2 separate regions of the Homo sapiens genome follow, and region 2 is linked to region 1. Evidence: read pairs that join two places in POLR2A ChIA-PET (ENCODE). Cell type or tissue: GM12878. All regions are shown on one strand. Each heading gives the region's core, and the rest is flanking DNA. Links, peaks and the distances in the headings are about the cores only.

Region 1 (5,000 bases), core at 1-5,000:
ACTTAAGAAAAAAAAAACAAGAAACCACAGTTCAAGAAAACTCCAGAGGCCAAGGCGGGCGGATCACCTGAGGTCAGGAGTCCAAGACCAGCCTGGCCAATATGGGGAAACACTATCTCTACTAAAAATATAAAAATCAGCCAGGCACAGTAGCACATGGATGTAGTAGCAGCTACTCGGGAGGCTGAGGCAGGAGAATCACTTGAACCTGGGAGGCAGAGGTTGCAGTGAGCTGAGATCGGGCCACTGCACTCCAGCCTGGGTGACACAGCAAGACTCAAAAAAAAAAAAAAAAATTTACCTAGGAAACAGTCTAGTCTGGTTTATTTGAAATTTCAGAGGAATTTACCCCCCTAACCCGCTGAGCTTTGTGCCTGCCCCTCTGACTACCTCCTGACTTAAAATTTCCCTTTAAAGCTGACAAACACGCAGAGAACTGGAAGGGAAAAAAAATCCACTCTGAATTGATGGAAGTGGGTGGAGGAAGAGATCATATTCCAATGAATCTATTACTTCATGTGTACAAGAAAAGGAACTAAATGTACCTTTCATGTTTGCCCGAACTGTACCGCATGTCTTCATAACCTGAGGGCCAGCCTTAATAACCAATCTGAGATTATTCAAACAATTGAGGCAGCTATGGTGCAATAATGTCTTCAGAGAACTGCAGAGCCGGAATGGATCTGAGATCAAGTCTAAGTTCTGCATTTTAAAGATGAGGAAATTAAGTCCTAGTGAACTTACTAATACCCCACAGCAAATTAGTGAAGGGGGAAGCTGGAAGCGGGGAATCCAGGACTCCTGAGTCCCATTATACTAGGCTGTTTCTATAGGCTATTAAGGATGAAACAGGCCAGGTGCAGTGGCTCATGTCTGTAATTCCAACACTTTGGGAGGCTGAGGCAGGTGGATTGCTTGAGCCTATGAGTTCAAGACCAGCCTGAGCAACATGGCGAGACCCCGTCTCTATAAAAAAAAATTTTTTTTCAATTAGCCAGGCTTGATGGCACATGCCTATAGTCCCAGCTACTCAGGAAGCTGAGGTGGGAGGATCACTGGCCGGAGGTCAAGGCTGCCGTGAGCTATGATCATGCCACTGCACTCTAGCCTGGGCAACAGAGCAAGACCCTGTTTCAAAAAAAAAAAAAAAAAAAAAAAAGATAAATCAGGCAGCCTAGGGATTCATTTATTCCACAATCATTTAGCAGTGCCATGTTCCATGTCAACCTCTGAGGATGCGAAAAGGAGATGGCTGAGGGGCCAACCCAAAGGGACTCATGAGCTGTGAGAAATAAGCCAAGGAGAGTAGTAGAATATGTTTTTGTAGAGATATGCATGGGTGCCTTCATACTATAAACCCTCCCTGGCCACTTCTTAGGAGCTCAGCTCTTGGTTACTAGAACTCTCCCAGCATAAACTATGCCCTCACCACTATACTCAGCTCTCTCAAGCCCTGCTTTGTTCTTCTGTTCCACATTCAGATATAAGAACAGGGAACAAAGGCACAGGTTACTTCCCGGTGACACGCAGATGGAGCAGTCTCAGCTTCCCTACTGGAATGGGGAAGTCTGGCCAGGACCTCTCTTCTGATCCACTGTCCCTCCAGCCAGGGCCATGACAGCAGTGACCTCTGTCGGTGAGCTCCTTAAGAGACAGCAGAAATGCAGGAAAGTGATTTGCCCTAGCGCCACTAAAACGACCTCTCATCTCAACTGAATGATAAAAATACTTTCAAGAGGAGCAACATTATTAGATGCTCCTAGAAAACATGGGATTCGGTATTAGACAGAGTCGGATTTTAATTCCAGCAACACTAAATATCGGTGAACTGAATCCAGGCAAATGTCCTTACAACCCCAAGCCCACTGTCTCCTGTTGTAAAATGGTGATAATAATCCTTGCCTTATAGTATTACAATTTAAAGAGATAATATAAGTAAAGTGCTCTATGCAGTGGCTGACAAATAGATGTTCAATAAACACTGGTTATTTCTTCTCTTTCTCTGTAAGACAGCTAAAAATGTATTCAAGCCACAGAATGAAATACAACCTATTTACTTCACAAAGGAGTTTCTCATGTAGCACTGAGTCATTCTCATCTCCACCTCCTCTCCCGCGACCACCCACTCTATGGCAGGCAGATTTCAATTCTCCCGAGGTTCCCACCACTCAGTATACACACTCTGTATAAAACTCAGTGAATCTGACAGAATAGTCACTCCATGGTTAGATTATATTATCTGATACAGCTGGCTTTAACAAAGTGGCTATCCAGGACAGGCACGGTGGCTCGCGCCTGTAATTCCAGCACTTTGGGAGGCCAAGGCAGGCAGATCACGAGGTCAGGAGTTTGAGACCAGCGTGACCAACATGGTGAAACCCCGTCTCTACTAAAAATACAAAAATTGGCCAGGCGTGGTGGCACGTGCCTGTAATCCCAGCTACTCAGGAGGCTGAGGCAGGAGAATCGCCTGAACCCGGGAGGCAGAGGTTGCAGTGAGCTCAGATTGTGCCACTGCACTCCAGCCTGGGCAACAGAGCAAGACTCCATCTAAAAAAAAAAAAAAAAAGAGGCCAGGCGCAGTGGCTCACGCCTGTAATCCCAGCACTTTGGGAGGCCAAGGTGGGTGGATCACCAGAGGTCAGGAGTTGGGAGACCAGCTTGGCCAACATGGAAAAACTCTGTCTCTACTAAAAATAAAAATTAGCCGGGCGTGGTGGTGCACGCCTGTAATCCCAGCTACTCCGGAGGCTGAGGCACGAGAATCACTTGAACATGGGAGGCAGAGGTTGCAGTGAGCCAAGATTGCACCACTGCACTCCAGCCACCTGGATGATAGAACGAGACTCTGTCTCAAAAAAAAAAAAAAAAAAAAAAAGGGAAGTGGCTATCCTGAGTGAATGTGACCTGTTCAGGGGAATTTTTGTTTTTATCTTTGAGATGAGAATCTTGCTATGTTGCCCAGGGTGGTCTTGAACTCCTGGCCTTTAGCAATCCTCCCATCTCAGTCTCCTGAGTAGCTGAGATTGCAGGCATGAGGTGCCACCACTGGGCATGGCTTCAGGCGAGTTCTTTTATTTTATTTATTTATTTTTTTAATTTGTATTTTTTGAGACAGGCTCGCTCTGTTGCCCAGGCTGGAGCGCAGTGGTGCAATCTTGGCTCACCATAACCTCTGCTTTCCTGGTTCAAGCGATCCTTGTGCCTCAGCCTCCCGAGTAGCTGGGATTACAGGTACATGCCACCATGCCTGGCTGATTTTTCTATTTTTATTAGAGACGAGGTTTCACCATGTTGCCCAGGCTGGTCTCGAACTCCTGGCCTCAAGTGATCTGCCAGCCTTCGCCTCCCAAAGTGCTAGGATTACACGCATGAGTCACCCACCCAGCCCTCAGTTGAGTTTTTTTTTTTTTTTTTTTTTTTTGAGACAGAGTCTTGCTCTGTCACCCAGGCTGGAGTGCAGTGGCCCAATCTCTGCTCACTGCAAGCTCTGCCTCCCGGGTTCATGCCATTCTCCTGCCTCAGCCTCCCAAGTAGCTGGGACTACAGGCGCCCGCCACCACGCCCAGCTAATTTTTTTTGTATTTTTAGTAGAGATGGGGTTTCACCGCATTAGCCAGGATGGTCTCGATCTCCTGACCTCGTGATCCGCCCACCTTGGCCTCCCAAAGTGCTGGGATTACAGGTGTGAGCCACCGCGCCCAGCCCAGTTGAGTTCTTAAAAGGAAAAGGACTCGGCTGGGCACGGTGGCTCACGCCTGTAATCCCAGCACTTTGGGAAGCCAAGGTGGGCAGATCATGAGGTCAAGAGATCAAGACCATGCTGGCAAACATAGTGAAACCCCATCTCTATTAAAACAACAAAAATTAGCTGGGCAGTGTGGCACGCACCTGTAGTCCCAGCTACTAGAGAGGCTGAGGCAGAAGACTTGCTTGAACCCAGGAGGCGGAGCGTTGCAGTGAGCCAAGATTGAGCCACTGCACTCCAGCCTGGTGACAGAGCAAGACTCTGTCTCAAAAAAAAAAAAAAAAGAAAAGAAAAGAAAAAAAAAGGAACAGGACTCTCCCTTACAAAGACATTTGGAGTGTGTGTTTCAGTCACGAATTTATTGCCTCTCAGCTCTGAACATTAGGCAAATGAAGTGCAATTCAATGTGTGCTCTGTGATAAACAAGTGAATTACTTTATTTCTCCTGTAAAGTGAGCACGCTGTTAAGCTTTCTCAGTAGAGGAAGCTGGAGGGACATTTCAGGCGTAGGCCGGAGGTCGCGGAGTGGGTGTGAGAACCTCTGGTGAAGCCTACTATGGCTCGAGGCCAGAACGTGGTACCTCTTTGATCTTGTAGCCTTGGCCTGGCAATAACTTCAGAACCCTCTCCACATGTTAAGCAAAGCCCCTGCCCGGCATACATGCCTTGAAGGCCTCCTGCTCGTATGGGGACAGGGACTCCCACTACATCCATGCCCCCGATGACCTCGCCCCCTGCCTGTACTCCAGAAGAGGCCAATTGCTTGCCCAGAAACTCCAGGCAAACCCTGGTCTGGCCAAACCAACAAACTCCTTTGCTATCTGGTGGGCTCAACCATACTTTGTCTAGTGAGGTCTGAATCCCTTCCAAGTCTGTTCTTTGGTTACTCTCCCTCAGTCCTAGGGAACCAAATATAGTTTCTTTGTATCTTTTAGTAACTCTTTTGCCATAATAATAATTCTGAAATCTCTCTCAACCTATTTTGGTTTACGTGGCTACCTAATCCGCAAAAGAAAAAAATAATTCTTTATCTTCCCCTGCTTAACCGACTGTGGTTTCTATCTCCTTATTGGACTCCAGACTGCTATAGGATGAGATGATTTGACACAAAGGAGATTCTCTTTTCCCGGCTGTGAAAATGGAGGGGCCATATGGCCAGGAATGAAGGTGGCCTCTAGGAGCTGACAGTGGTCCCAACTAATAGCCAGCAAGGAAACTGCCATCTCAGTTCTATAAGCACATAGAACTGAAT
Region 2 (10,388 bases), core at 2,409-7,408, 1.3 Mb after region 1:
TCATCCTGTCTTGCAGCTAGGGTGTGGCATGTCACCCGGACTCTACTAATCAGATGTACTTGGCATGGCCTTGACATCAGGAACTGTTGAAGCAGAATAGTAGGGACCCGGGGAACCCCCTGTGGTGATGGAAGCTGTGGTGTCCTGTGCTGGGGGTGAGGTGGCAGTGATATCCTCATTGGATCAGTTCTGTGACATGCTTTAGGGCAATGCTCTCAGCTTTGTTGCCTAGAACGTGGTTATCCATCCCTCCCAGCAGTTTTGAGAGCTCCTGCCATCCTTTTAATGAATTATTTTCCTGTTTAAAAAAGCCAGATTCAGCACCTATACTTGCAACTATGAACTCTGACTAGTATGCCCTTCTCTGTAGAAAATGTTTATGTTCCCTGCAGATTCATATGTTGAAATCTTAATGCCCAGTGTGATGGTATTTGGAGGTGAGGTCTCTGGGAGATGATTAGGGCATGAGGGCATGGCCCTCATGAATGAGGTTAGTGCCCTGTAAAAAAGGCCCCAGAGAGCTTCCTTGTCCCTTCTACCATGAGAAGACACAGTGAGATGTCTATTTATGAACCAGGAAGGGGGTCCTCACCAGACACCGAATCTGCCAGCACCTTGACCTTGGAATTCCCAGCCTCTAGAACTATGAGAATTGATTTCTGGTGTTTATAAGCCACCCAGTCTGTGATATTCTGTTATAGCAGTCCCAGTTGACTAAGGCACTCTCTCTCTTTCTTCCAATGTTTGGCAAACTCCGACTCATCTTTACACAATCTACTCAAATAGCACCTCTTTCAGGAAGCCCTCTTGGATTCCTCAGGCAGTGAGTAGCTGCCAGGTGGAGCTATTATGAGGGCCGTAGGAGGTCAGGAGATAGTTCAGATGCACTCACTGAAAACATGTAGATAATTTGTCAGTCTACAGGGCAGTACAGAGGGGAGGAGGAATTGGAAGGGGAGGTAGTAAAACAAAGTGGTGACAAGCTTGAGCTCTGGAGTTCAAATGCTGGCTCAGACACATGCTGGCTGTGTGGTTTTAGGCAATTTACTTAAAATCTCTGTGCCTTAGTTTCCTCCTCTGCAAAACGGGAGCTACTACAGGACCTATTTCATAGGATTGTTGTGAGGATTAAAAATAACATGAGACGTCCTTTAGAAGAGTTCGTGGTGCTTGGCAAATACTCAATAAATATGAGTTGTAGTTTTGGCAGGTAGCAGGGTGCAGCATCAAGTCAGGACATGTAAGTTCCACCCTAGCCTGGCCATCAACTCCCTGGGGTCTTGGCAAAGCTGTTAGAGATAAAGAGAATCCTATTTCAAAGCAGCTTAAGCAAAGGAAATGGAAGTCTTTCATGGGACCTGAAAGTGGAAAGTAAATAGATGGAAAGTCGTGAAGGCCCGGAACCAGGAAATGGAAGGTCAAGGTCACCAGGCAACTATGTACTCCATCTTGCTCTTCTTTTCTGAAGCCAATCAGTTTATCTTCTGTGCTGCTTCTTACATGTGCACACATGAGCTTTCCATGTCTTTCTGTGTACATAGCTCCCAAAGTTATGTGCAGAAACCATCTAATGGTCTCTGAATCTCAATCCTCAATTCCCAGCAGAGAGTCTCAGATGAACTCAGCTTGGATGAGGAGTCCATTCCTGGTCCAGTCAGCTGTGGCCGGGAGGTGGGGTCAATGTGGTACAAACCTGAGCTGGGCAGACTGGCCCTCTCTCTGTCTCAGCTCAGACATACATAGAAAGGTTTCATGAACATATTAGTTGGAATGGTTTCAGCTGCAAGTAAAAGAATACTCAACTAAAAGTAGTTTAATTATCAAATACCTTTATTCTCTTCAATAACAAGAAGTCTGGAGTAGGTGTGTTGGGATTGGTTTATGGCTCAACCTTGTCATCAAGAAGCCAGCATCTTTTTGTTCTTCAGCTCTGCCGTCCATAGCCTGTTGCTTTTTGTTTTTAGACTTGTCATGTCATGGCTGCAAAATAGTTGTGGTGGCTCTAGACATCACGCCTTCACTGGACAGTATCCAAACCAGGAAGTACAAGGCCTTTCCTCCTGCATCGATTTCTTTAATTGAGGAGTCTGTAAGGTTAGAGATTTCTTCTTATATTTCCATTGGTCAGTGCTGCATATGCAAAGGAACCTGAGAAAATATCTGCCATTTCCAACTTCTACTATTGGAGAGAAAATTCACCAGGAAGGAAGAAAGTGTAGGAGAATAGCTGTTGAATAGGCAACTAACCATGTCTGCCATAGTCAGAGTCATTCTAGTCTAGTCAACTGCCAAAGTAGGGTCATTCTAGAAAATGCCATTCATTGCTTAAAATAAAAGCATTAAAAGTAATACTCAGTGTTGTTTTTGCTGTTAGAAATTTAGAAATCATTCATGTACAAATACATCATATCCAAAAGGCTGTGTTTAAGTCTATTTCTTTCTAAGTCTCTGCAGTATACATGTCTGTATAAAGTTGAGTTTCTCAAAAGGACCGGTGATGTGCTGGCATTGATTCTGGCTCTACTTGGTGCTTTTCAGCGATTCAGAAATGTATCCAAAGATGTTTTTACTTTGACTTTCTTCTTTTCATGGTAAGAAGACACTTCTTTAAACAGCTCATGGGCCAACACTAATGACTAACGTGATGGCCAAGACTAAAATGGATGCGCATGACTGCTGCTCACCATCTGTGGGGAAGCAGGCGGAGCTGGCCTACTTTTCCTTTAGTGCATGGCTTTGTTCTTATCTGTGAATGTTTGTAAGTAGAGGAGTTTCAGTGCAGATGTGAAATTGTTTTTGAAATATTGGTGGCTCTTATAACTTGTGTTCTTTTTTTTTAAGAAGCTTTTCTTTGGTTTGATGCTCACTGAGGGTAGAAAGAAAGCCCAAAGGAAAAGATGCAAGGGTCCTATAATGCAATGACTTCCTCCGCCAATGCATGGGTGCAAAGTCACAAAGTCACAGATGGCTCGTTTGGAGACCCTGAGTTCTTCATTCTAGACTGTAGAAGTCATCAACATGCCTCGTGGCAGAAGGCTCTGGTAAAGGGAGCCCAGGCTTTGAAGCTAACTGTCTTGGGTTTCATGGCCATCTCTCCCACTTCTTTGGCTAAAAGACCAGCAATGGGCAAGCTCGTCCTCAGTTTCCTCAACTTGAGCAATGTCAAATCCTATTTCTTAGGGTCTTGGGGTGGATTGTGGAAGTTGGCGGGGTGACTACTTAAGGTCCTTTCCAACCCTGAGCTTCTGATTCTGAAGATTGGAGTCTACCTCCAACATCATGATTGTCTCCTCTTCTACCTCCTCTATCTTCTTTTCCATTATCATCATGATCATCATCATCATCATCATCATCATCATTATCAACATCATCATCATCAACATCATCATCATCATTATAATCATCATCATCACCATCCCTGAGTGTAATGTTGTCCTAGGCACTGCCCCAAGTCCTCTACCTATTTAAATTAATTGAATCTCTGTGGCGAACATGCAAGGTAGGTACTATTACTGACATCTCACAGATTAGGAGGCTAAGGCTCAGAGAAGTGAGAGGATTTGCCCAAGGTCAGCCCAGTTGGTAGGTGGCAGAGTAGAGATCAGAACTTCCAGGCTAGGATTTGTTTTATTTAGAAGCCATTCTGTCCCCTTGTTTCCAGTGCTTCTCAAGGAGCCCATGTTCCTCAAATAAACATGCCCTAGAATAAAGCTGTAGCCCCAAGGACCAGGCCTAGGAAAAGCTTTCGTGCAGACTCAGTGGTTACCAGCCTCCTCTTATAATCAGATAACCCTCCTGGAGAAGGAGCTTACGGGTCTTCTCCCCAAGTGGCCTATGCCTCAAGTGGATTTTACTCCCATAGGGGAACATTTGGGGTTTTTGCCTGCTCATTATCCATCCTCTCTTCTTTTGGTGACAGCACCCCAATTTTTCCTTTGGGGAAATCACCTCAACTCCACTCTTAAAGTGTTTGAGGAGACTACCTCCTCTCTTCTCTCCCCACTTCCCACCCACATGTTAGGGGTGGTCACATAATCTAGCTTTGATGAATCAGAGTGTTCTCATCAGACCAAAGTTCAAGTTGTCTAATGTTCTGCAATCCTAGGACTTTTGTGAATCTGTTGGGGAAGACAGCTTCTTTTCTGCTGGTGGGCTACTGGGTCCACTAAATGTGAAAGGCTTTCTGAGAAGCTGAGGCAGAGGGGTGACGGAAGACACACGTGAGCACCTGGATCCATCAGTTCCTGAAGCCAGTGCTGTCTCCTGTAATGGGAAGAGTCATGACTGATATGCTTAAAATATACTGATTGCCCCACAAATTGTGCTAGAAAAAAATTGTTTCATATTTTCGTGTTCGTAGGAGATTGTCATCCCCACCCTCCCACCACAAGCTCAAACACTTTTTTGGTATGTAACTTTGGTTTGGAGACTGCTTCAGTTTGGCTCTTTTTGATGCAAGTAACTGTTAGTTACCTCCTGGAAAGGGAGACTCACTGAAGGAACTCCCTTGATGGGAACTGGAATTGGGGTTCAGGCAGGAACTGAGACAGCCCTGGAGCCGGAGGCTCTATGTGTCTCTGTGGCAGTTCTGTTTCTCTCTGCTCTTGTGCACTCTGTTCCAGTTTCATTAACTGGGGCCTCTGCCTTCTCATGAGTTCTGCTCCCTCAAATCTCCACGAGCAGATGGTCCACCACAGCCCTGACTCCAGCATGTGATATCCTTTCCATTTCGGTTCTCACTGGAAACTCCCCAAGGAGGAATAGGATTAGCCCAGCTCATCCCTTCCTGACACATCTCGGGTTGCTGGTTGGTCTGTGGATTCCTAGGCCTGCTGTCCATCTCAGGTCCCGACAGCTGTGCCTGGGGTCCTGGGTAGGTCTGATGCCATGCAGTATTGAATCAACTGTGCTGTCACGTGGCTCACTTAAGGCTTCCCCTTCAGGAGGAGCTGTGAGGGGGCCATGCTGGGGTTGACATCTCTGTGTGAAAGAAAGGCTCTATTTGGACCATACCTAATTGTCAGTGAGTCATAGGAACATTTCATGGGGGGCTCAAATTACTCTCATGGAGCTATAGCTGAAGTGGGAAGATGGACAATGGATGAGAGGACACTCCCATTTACACTAACCATGGTCAGTGATGAAAGATGAGTGACTGTCCTAGATAGCTGTGGGAGGGCCCATTGCAGAGTGTGCAGTCAAAGAAGGCTTGTTGGAGGAGACGTCATTTGAGCTAAAGTTTGACCAAAGGATCCAGATGGATCACTCTGGTAGGCAGAGAAACAGCATATCTAAAAGCCCCAAGTTGGAAATGAAACTGTATTTGAGGAACTAAAAATGATTTTGTGACTGGAACATTCTGGGTGAGAGAGAGAGAGTTTTAAGATGTAGTCAGAGATGGCCAGGTGCAGTGGCTCACACCTGTAATCCCAGCACTTTGGGAGGCCGAGGCAGGCGAATCATCTGAGGTCGAGAGTTCAAGACCAGACTGGCCAACATGGGGAAACCCCGTCTCTACTAAGAATACAAAAAATTAGCCAGGTGTGGTGGTGGGTGCCTGTAATCCCAGCTACTTGGGAGGCTGAGGCAGGAGAATTGCTTGAACCCAGGAGATGGAGGTTGCAGTAAACCGAGATCACACCATTGCACTCCAAACTGGGCAACAGAGGGAGACTCTGTCTCAAAAAAAAAAATGTCGTCAGAGATGTTAGCAGGACTCGTATCACACTTAGGTCCTGGTCCGACATCGATGTTTTATTCTGATTGCCACAGGAAGGTGTCGATAAGGATGATCCAATTTGTACTTTCAAGGCCTGTGGCCTTGGGAAAGTCATGTTATATCTCTGAGCCTTTTTTTCTCCTCTGTAAAATGTAGATGACAATTGAGCCAATTTTTGAAAGACCCTGTAAAGATTAAATAAGAAAATGGCTAAATAAGATAAACCTGTTTGAAAACAGCTGCGTCTTGGCAGACATCTGTAAAGATTTCCTTTCTTCTTTTTTTTAGAAAAGAAACAGGAAATTGTCATCCATCAGCAAACTCTCTTCTCCCTTGACCAACCTAGGTACGTTTTGGACTCATGGTTTCACTTTTCTATTCTCTCAGCTTACACCCAGATTTGGCTATTGTATGCTCTCTTCTCATTCGTGTGTGTGTGTGTGTGTGTGTGTGTGTGTGTGTGTGATGGAGTCTCGCTCTGTTGCCCAGGCTGGAGTGCAGTGGCACAATCTCAGCTCACTGTAGCCTCCACCTCCTGGGTTCAAGCAGTTCTCCTGCCTCAGCCTCCCGGGTAGCTGGGATTACAGGTGCCTGCCACCATGCCTGACTAATTTTTGTATTCTTAATAGAGACGGGGTTTCACCATGTTGGCCAGGCTGATCTCGAACTCCTGACCTCAAGTGATCTACCCGCCTCAGCCTCCCAAAGTGCTGGGATTACAGGCATGAACCACCATGCCTGGCCCCTCCTCATTCTTTTGTTGAGAACTTTGCACATAGACTGTTTGGGAGTATTCCATCTCATAAATCTTTTGCATTGTTCATCATTCTGAATCCCATTTCCATTACTTCAGCCCTTCTCGGGCAGCGTTCCTTACCCTGTTTAGCATTTATGTCACTTGCCTTAAATAGACCTTCTCTTAATTTCATCTGAACTGTTATGCTTTATGGAGATTTTTAGCTGAATGGGGGAGGTTGTGATTTTATCGTTAACCCCATAGGGAGACAGATCACATTTGTGAGGATATGTTGGAGAGAACCTTGGAGTCAGAGAGAACGGGGTCCAAGCTCTTGTGTTCCTTTTTTCTGGCTGTCAGGCCCTGGGCAAGGGACCTCACCAGTCTGACTCCCAGTTTCCTCATCTACAAACATGAGGATATAAATAGTGCTGACCTTGCTGGGTTATTGGGCCTGGTCTTCAATGATGTTAGTTCATGTCTCTGTCTACTGCTCCCTCCACCCCCTGCCTCATGCCTTGTTCTTTGACCTTGGCATTGATGATCTTTGGTCTGATTCTTGGCATGCACCTTTTCAGAATCCATGAGCCTCTATAAGCAGCTATTCATGTTCCATGCATTGTGGTCTTTGGGATTAGGCTGACTTGGGTTCCAATCCCAATTCTCCTGCTTAGCACTTGTGTCACTTGAACTCTTGGAGACTCACTTTCCTCATGGGCCAGTGGGAGATATTATGAGTATTGCTATGGCTGGAATGTGTGTCCCCTCCAAAACTCATATTGAAAGTTAATCCCCAATATGGCAGTATTGACAGGTGGGGCCTTTAAGAGGCCATTGGGTCATGAGGGCTGTGCCCTCATAAATGGATTAATGGGTTATCATGGGAGTGGGACTGTGGCTTTATAGGAGGAGGAGAGACCTAAGTTTCCAAGCTCAGCCCCCTCACCATGTGATGCCCTGAGCTGTCTTGGAACTCTGCAGAGAGTCCCCACCTGCAAGAAGGCCCTCACCAGATGTGGCCCCTCTACCTGGGACTTCGCAGCCTCCATAACTGTAAGAAATAGATTCCTTTTCTTTATAGATTGCCCAGTTTCAGATATTCTATTATAAGCAACAGATAATGGACTAAGACAAGTACCAATCTCTGAAGTTATCACAAACATTGGCTGAAATAATATTCTGGAAACACTTAGTGTAGAGCCTGGTATATTGTAAGTTGATCAATAACAGGTATTGCTATTACACGTTATAGGAACACTAGACTCTAAACCCCTGGAGGCAAGGACTGTGTTTCTTCATCTTTGTACACCTTTATCCTTGAAAAGGGCCTGAAACACCGTGGGCCCTCTGCTGGTTTCAGATCCTTCCATCTCCTGTAACAAAAACAGAGCTGCTTTGCGGCCAACTTGGCCAGAACACTGGCATCTCCATAAAATCCTACCTGTTACACAAATGCCACTTTCTAAGATCCTAGAGACAGGGTGGGATCATGAAGTGAAATGCCTCAGGACTTCATTGAGTGACCCAACTGCCAGTTGCTGTTGGGAGGATGGGGAAGGTAGGCGGAAGCCATGACCCCAACGGGGGCTTCTCTAAAGGGAGGGGCCTTGCTCCAGAGCTGGATATCTTATTTATGTGTTCTCATCTCAATATTTTTCTGAGAACCTTCTTAGAATTTCACTGGGAGTCAAAAAACACATTTTGCCAAATTCAGAGGCCTTGTAACCACAGGGCCTCAGCCTAGTGACCAAACCGAGACCAAACAGTAACCTTCTGGTGCTGTTTACAGCTGGCAAAAGACCACTTTGGGCTTCACAGTAAAAAGAGTTAGAAAATTGTATGAAAAGGCTCAGAAGACTCACGGACATCAAATAGCTCTAACCAAACCAATGTAATTAGTTAAGTATAAATGAATCAGAACCATATGGCTTAAATGCTAAAGGAAAAAGAGTTGGAGGAAAAAATGTCCTTTGGGATTTAATCAAACAAAAATTGCTGGAAAAATCGTTGATGTCCACCAAGCTCAGACCCCAACTGGGTGCCCTCCAATCCTGCTTTAGCATTTCTCTCCTTCCCAAGGTACTCGCCGTGAAGCAAGGGTGACTTCTGGGTCCTGCTCTCTTGATGCTGGGCGTCATAGGGATGGAGTAGGTGTGGAGTGGGCACTAAGGCTCAGGGAATCTGGGGAGCACTGAGAAGGGGTGCCCAAGTCAGCCCTTGGCAGACTGGGAATGGCTTCCCTGTGGAGATGAAACTGAGCCAGGATTACAAGTAGACGAGGGATTGTGGGGCTGGGGTGGAGTGGGCATTTTGGAGGAGGCAGTGGCGTATGCACGTGCACAGAGGATAGACGAAACCTGGGACGATCATGGAACTGCAAGAAATTTGGAGTGGCTGGTTCTCAACTCATGCCTTCCTTCCCTGGCCACCCAATTAAAGGCACACGGCCTCTTCCATTCACTCTCAATCACATCGCCCTGTGGCATTCTCCTAGCAACACTTTTCACAGAAAGAAAGAAATGCTCTCATCTCTTTCTTTCTCTCATTGTTATTTACATTCCCTGGCATGTAAGCTTCTTAAGAGAAAGGCTCTTGTTTGTCTTGTCCCCCCACTGTGCACTGTGGTTCTAGCAGCTAACACAGCATCTGACTTGGAGTGGCTGCCCAGTACGCATTTGAAGAATGAATGAATGGAAAGTGAATGAGCGAATGGCTGGAGAGTAGAAGACGTGAGGGATGGGGAAAGAAGAAAGACTGGAGAAGTGGGCAGGTGCCAGGCCTGGAAGACTGTACGTGGTGCTAAGAGGCCCCTGAAGGTAATGGAAAGCCAATCAAGGGTTTCTAGGAGGATGTGATGAGGATGCGATAAGGTAACACTGTGTTATGTTGTTGGGAATCAGTGAAGGTGGGAAACCTGGAACCCTGGAGAAAATGAGTGACAACCAAATCCTACGTTTGTTTGGTGTTTCCCCATCATCCCTCAAAGGGTGTGTAAGATAGTGAGCCATGTAGAATAAGTAATTAATTAATGCTGCGGGTTAATAAGGGGTAGATGACTCTCAATTGCTACATGCAAGCTGTTATTTTCTCATTTAGAAAAAGGATCTTGTGGCTCACTGTGGAAAATCATCTTCCAGAAAAAAGAAAGAGACATGTATGTCGGCTCTGTCTAGAATATTTTCTCTGAACCAGAATCTCTTTCCGTAGGGTAGCTGCCCTTGGCAACTCTCGGGTTACAAGAAGCTGGGCAGGAGATTCCTGTGACATTTCAGCAGAGTCACGAGTGGGTGGGATGGGGAAGCTCCGAGCTGCAAAATAGGTAAGTTGCTCAATGTCCCTGGAAAACCTCCGAGGACAGAACTGAGTGTGATTTGGGGGAGTATTTTAGGTTCAGAGACATCTTTATGTTAGGCGAGAAATTCATGCCCCAGGCTCGTGGAGTTGCTCATAACAGTGTGTTATTGCTGGAAGCCCCAGAGGAGCTTGGACTCAGCTCCCTTAACAGGGGGCTGAGCCTCTCTGAGAAAGCTGTTTACTTCCCCAGACACATCAGTCTCACTTACCCATGTTTATTGCTTCTGCTCCTCTGCTTTACCCTCCAGGCCTCAGGTGCAGGAGAAGCCAGTCCTCTTCTCTAAACAGAAGACACTGCAATCACCGTAGCTAGATCTTCCTTAGTGTTTGCCATGTACCCGCTCTCGTTCCAGGCGTGTTCTAGGTGTATCATCTAACTGGGCCTTCAGAGCTCGGAAGCTCAGAGAGCTGAAATCACTTGCTCAAGGTCACACAGTCAGTACAAGTGGAGGTTTGAGCACTGCGCCTCTTAGAGTCCCTCACCTCAGGTGATTTTAACCCTTACATATGGAGCTTGCCAGAAACTCAAGCCCACCCTTTTCCTCCACACCATGTAACTCTGCCCTGGTTTTATCAAGA

Evidence for each region. Peaks named below come from ENCODE experiments on the same cell type or tissue, not always from the same donor. Only the 100,000 strongest peaks of a DNase experiment are listed, where the experiment ranks them.
Region 2: POLR2A ChIA-PET joins it to region 1 with 5 read pairs; 1 of 35 experiments calls an interaction of 5 or more read pairs at or near these places.

Annotation. Positions count from the first base shown.
Region 1 is chr5:173,007,335-173,012,334 of GRCh38, reverse strand. The region is part of intron 2 of ATP6V0E1 (ATPase H+ transporting V0 subunit e1); the gene reads right to left. Among named protein-coding and RNA genes, the nearest start is that of SNORA74B, 11 kb to the left of the region's middle. RefSeq lists an enhancer at 2,085-2,164 and a silencer at 2,015-2,309. In GM12878, for the core only: no CTCF peak of the experiment used is centred there; a DNase peak (open chromatin) is centred at 2,095; H3K27ac peaks cover 1,133 bases.
Region 2 is chr5:171,738,100-171,748,487 of GRCh38, reverse strand. LOC105377723 (a long non-coding RNA gene) reads right to left here and starts at 10,103. Exons shown (of 2, transcript XR_941215.1): 1 at 10,019-10,103; 2 at 5,699-5,904. It also overlaps a transcript of LOC105377724 not described here. RefSeq lists enhancers at 5,321-5,400, 5,461-5,530, 5,561-5,620. In GM12878, for the core only: no CTCF peak of the experiment used is centred there; DNase peaks (open chromatin) are centred at 5,267 and 6,068; H3K27ac peaks cover 673 bases.